Regions from separate parts of the Homo sapiens genome. Here region 1 is linked to region 2. A link is an interaction called in ENCODE POLR2A ChIA-PET data of the cell type or tissue named here. Cell type or tissue: PC-9. All regions are shown on one strand.

The links. Peaks named below come from ENCODE experiments on the same cell type or tissue, not always from the same donor. Only the 100,000 strongest peaks of a DNase experiment are listed, where the experiment ranks them.
Region 1: POLR2A ChIA-PET joins it to region 2 with 8 read pairs; 2 of 35 experiments call an interaction of 5 or more read pairs at or near these places.

What each region holds. Positions count from the first base shown.
Region 1 is chr2:230,053,288-230,055,787 of GRCh38, forward strand. All of the region lies in intron 2 of SLC16A14 (solute carrier family 16 member 14), which reads right to left. Among named protein-coding and RNA genes, the nearest start is that of SLC16A14, 14 kb to the right of the region's middle. In PC-9, no CTCF peak of the experiment used is centred here; a DNase peak (open chromatin) is centred at 1,014; H3K4me3 peaks cover 594 bases; H3K27ac peaks cover 2,500 bases.
Region 2 is chr2:230,937,715-230,940,214 of GRCh38, forward strand. It overlaps a transcript of GPR55 not described here. Among named protein-coding and RNA genes, the nearest start is that of GPR55, 14 kb to the left of the region's middle. RefSeq lists enhancers at 1,745-2,285, 2,286-2,500. In PC-9, no CTCF peak of the experiment used is centred here; no DNase peak of the experiment used is centred here; H3K27me3 peaks cover 1,877 bases.

The DNA of each region.
Region 1 (2,500 bases), 880 kb before region 2:
AATCAAACCACCATTTCCAGAAAATAAAAGAAGTCCCCTCACAATCTAAGGAGAAGGGGGAATCATACAATTGAGATACAATCCTTTGACCATGACTCACACTTTTATAGAGTAATTCAGTGTTTTAGGATGAGATTATTCACATTATCTGACTTTTTCATTTTCAGAAGAAATCTGAATCTTGGACCATTTCCCACTGTAATAAAGTGTCCTGGCCAGGTGTGGTGGTTCACACCTGTAATCTCAGCACTTTGGGAGGCCGAGGTGGGTGGATCACGAGGTCAGGAGTTCAAGACAAGCCTGGACAAGACGGTGAAACCCCGTTTCTACTACAGCTACAAAAATTAGCCAGGTGTGGTGGCAGATGCCTGTAATGCCAGCTACTTGGGAGGCTGAGGCAGGAGAATCGCTTGAACCTGGGCAGCAGAGGTTGCAGTGAGCTGAGATCGCACCACCGCACTCCAGCCTGGGTGACAGAGTGCGACTTCATCTAAAAAAAAAAGTGTCCCACTGCTGTGGGGAACACCCTCAGGAAGTTATATTTTATTGACCCATCCTGGCAGCTGACAGGTTGGAAAAAAGCGCTGGTAGAGGAGCAATCACAGGTGAGCCTTGGCAGTTCTCAGGGATGGTTACAGATGCTTTGAACTCCAGGTCTCTTAGGGTAACCCCTCACCATAGTAAAGAGTTAGGAGCCTCTAAATCAATGAACTGTTTGCCTTAGCTGAACAGTGGTGTTGCTTAGGAGCTTAAAAAAAAATCCTGATACTTGGAGCCCATCCCAGGTGCAGCCTGAGGTGGGGGGGGAAGTTAAAGCTCCCCAGGTGGATCTGATGTGCAATCAAGATTGACAATCACTGCTATAAAGTGATTTAGCAAGTCATTTATCTTGTGTAGCCTGTGGATTCCCCCAACAATAGGGCATCCCCCAAGAATGATTCAGAGCTAGCCTCACAAAGGCTGCTGTAGATACTGTGAAAAGAAAATACAGACTTGGCACCCCAATTCACTCTGCCAAAAGAAAAAAATTAAGCTGAAAGCTGAGTCATGCAAGCAACTGCCTTTCCTTTTATTCCTAAGCAGTTAGTCACAGAGAAAGGGTTATATAGCTCCACAGGTAGCTACTCTATGTTCACCTTATTTTATGTAAAAGTGCTGATTTACTGAGTGTGAGATGAATACAAAATTGATGATTCCCCTATCTGCACCTTTTCTCTTGCAACACGTGGATGACTGTACCCTCCCTTTCTCCTCCAGCCCCCTTTTCCCCTTTAAATGTTGAAGTCCTCAAAATCATCTTTGGAGAAAGGCACAGGTAACAGACTGTTTCTGTGATTCTGTGTTTATTTCTTCTGGGCACCTCCCTACCCTTGGCTAAATTAACTTCCGGATTGATTGAGACCAGTCTCAGATATTTTGTGGTTTACAATACAAATGAGGTGATTACGTTTTATTAAAAGTTGGGACCTTCTGCAGGATGGTGATGAATTCATGCTACTCATGGGGCTGAGGCAGGAGAATCGCTGGAACCCAGGAGGCAGAGGTTGCAGTGAGCCGAGATCGTGCCACTGCACTCCAGCCTGGGCGACAGAGCGAGACTCCATCTCAGAAAAAAAAAAAAAAGAAGAAGAAAAAAAGAAAAAACCACGGACCTTTCTAAATTTAACAGGTAGCCCAAATGTGCTTACAATGATTAGAACGTAAAAACCATTTGTATTATTCATTTCAAGTATGTTTTCAGTTCTCATTTGATGTAATGGCAGGCAGTGTCATAGTAGACACAATTTTGGAGTCCCATGGACCAGGTTTAAAGCCAGTTCTACACTTACTGGCTGTTCAACCTTCAGTAAGTTACTTAATGTCTCTGAGTGTTGCATATTCTTCCTCTGTAAGATACAGACAATGGTCTGGCCTCCAGTGTTGTAGGATCAAATGAGATCATGTACATTAACGTGCATGTGGCATGCAGTGCGTGCTAAATAAAGGAGAGCTGTTACTGCGCGTTTCTGGCTTGGAAAGCTTCCCTGAGGCTGCTCAACAAATCTGCAGCCACCCTGTACCAGGAAGCTTGGGATAATGGACAATAATTTTAGGTAAATAGATAGAATAAAAGACCTTTCATTTATATAACTATGAGGCCTGCTGTGTTATGTTATGATTTCTGAAACTCAGCAAAAAATGTTTATCTGGCAGGCAGCTTTCCCTGTAGAAAGATTAGTCTAAAATCTGAAATTCCACAGTCTGGAATTCAGGGACTCTCAAACAAAATTCTGAACACACAGTTACCTGTCAATTAAATTAAGTATGACCATCACATTTCACCATGAGTTAGGGGTTCTTATTTTGGGGATCATCTTTAAAACCATATCCAATAATTTCAGAACTAGTTTCTGTTGCTTATTTTCATAGGACTTATGAAACATAATATCTAAGACCAACTTATTGGATGGTTTGGAAAATATTGGGACATTTCATATCCTGGCCTTCTTCTGAGTCTTTT
Region 2 (2,500 bases):
AGTCTTGCCCTGGCTCATTCAAAAAGACAAGTAGTAGAGACCTCATCTAGAAGAATGTTTATGCTAATTTCTGCAAACTACAAAACACAGATGCTGCCACAACCACCAAACAGAATAGAGAAAATTTACTCAGTAGAACAAGATATTTAAATCTAAAATTTGGGGCACAGTGGCTCATGCTTGTAATCCTCACATTTTGGGAGGCGGAGGCAGGAGGATTACTTGAGCTCAGGAGTTTGAGACCAGCCTAGGTAATATATTGAGATCCTCATCTCTACCAAAAAAAATAAATAAAATTAGCTGGGCATGGTGGTGTGCACCTGTGGTCCCAGCTACTTGGGCGGATCACTTAAGTACAGGAGATTGAGGCTGCAGTGAGCCGTGATCGCACCACTGTACTCCAGCCTGGGAGACAGAACAAGACCCTGTCTCAAAAAAAAAAAAAAAAAAAAAAAAAAAGCTTAGACTCATTCTCATACTAATAATTGGGGGTTTGTGTAAAACATCACATAAAAAGAAGCCGGCCAGGCAAGGGCCCCCTTAACTGCCATTTGAGGAAGTGAGGCCATCAGAGTGGGCTTTATATGGAATCAATTTCCTTTAAAAGATGATGTAATACCTTTCACTCCTTCTAAACTATGTAAGAAATACAATCAAAGTTCTCTTTCTGTAACCAGATGACCAAAAAAAAAAAAAAAACAAAGAAAGAAAATCATTGAGCCATTCCTACAGAACCTGGTCTTTTACCGTGTTTTTCTGTGAGATGGTTTTAACAAATATTTTATATTGCTTAGAAAAATATTGGTATTTCCTGATGTCTCTTCACTTGAAGGAAAGACTGGGGCAGTTTGACTGGGGCTGAGGATGCTGGGATCAGAGAATAAATGAAGATCCCAGGTGCTCATTTGGCTTAACTTCACCAGCTCCGGAAAATCCGAGGCTGTCCTGGAGGCTGGAGCAGCGGGCAGGGCAAGGCTGGAGGAGGCTCAAGGAGCCAGGGCCTCTTGTCCAGCCACTGGCAGAGGCACTGGGGCAGCCATGTGGGCTCCGTGGCATCTCGGGACCTTGCCTGATATGAAGGATGTCATTTAGGGCAGGAGACAAAAAGCCTCTAAACCTCATTATTTGTTCATGAGAGCCTCGAGTCTAGCTGCATCTCTTCTGGGTCTCGGTAAACAACTCCAGGAGGGCCTGGCCTTTTAAAGAGCTCATTAAATATCGCCCCCAAGTAGCACTTCAAGAAGAAAGTCAGCTGCAGCATGGCTCCCACCTCGCCGCCTGGGGCATGGAAGCATCTAGCACAGAGGGCTCCTGCCGTGTGGCCAGTTCTCGAGATGGAGACTGAAGAGGCCGACTAGCCAACAATGAGCACTCGCCGCAACCTACCCTAGACTTCTCCTTTGTCCCTGCAGCCCTGGGGCCTAGGCTGAGCACAGAGAACCAAGAGCTCAGCTTTGCCCCCAGCAGGCAGAAGGGCTGTGGAGTTCTGGGGGGGCAGGGCTCTTTCCGGTGGCTCCGAGGAGCTGTGCCATTGATCTCCTTACTGGGGTGGGCATGGCACAGCTCTGCCCGCAGTCAACCCTGTCTGAGATGCTGGTGCCTGGGGGAGCTGGGAGATGTCACAGGCCATAGAAAGAAGGGAGGGTCTTCAAGGGTGGGGCAGTTTGGAGCCAGGCAATGACAAGCCTTAGATGCTTCCCAGGGAAGTTTCCAAACCAGAAGGGGTGACAGTGGTCTGGGGGTGTTCTTCTCGGAAGTGGCCCATTTTGTTGCCCTGAGAAGTTGGCATCTCCTGGGCTGCCCAGCTCCCTGGGCTGCAAGAGCTGGAATCTCATACCACTGGCTCCCTAGACATGCATGGGGGAGTCTTCTAGAGCACCTGAGCAGGAGGCCAGAGGATTCACAACCCCTAAGGAAAGGTGTCTGTGGGTCTCTGGCAATAACAGGGCCGTGTCCATGTAACACTGGAGAAGGGGGAGAGCCTGGCGTGCAGGCCAGTGCTTGCTCTAAAGGGAACAAGGAGCCCGGGTAGAACCAGGTGAGGAGATAGTGTGGAAGTTGAACGGCCAGCCGGCATCCCCAGGCACGATGGGTGGAGGAAGTCCTTGTTTCGGGAGGAAGCCAGTGCCACCATCCCTCCCCACCCAGGGGCAAGCAGGCTGCAGCGGGGAGAGACAGTCACAGGCTGAAGAGACATCATACCCCTGGGAGACAGGGGTGTGTTGGCGGGGGCGGGGACAGCTAATCCTCCCACCCCAGGCATCTCCTTGGCCTGCCACTGCCACCCCCAGTAGGCCCAAAGTGTCCTGCCAGGCACCAGAAAGAGCCAGTCCTCCCATCCCTGAGCTACGTGGCCCCCCTGGAGTCCTGCGATGCTGGGACCTGAAGGGTGGATGCAAATGGCTTGGGGCAGCTACAGCCTCCCAGGGGCAGGCGGGAGGCCCTTCAGCCTGCACCTGGACCAGAGCCCAGCAGCCAGATGGAGAAAGCGAGGAAGGGG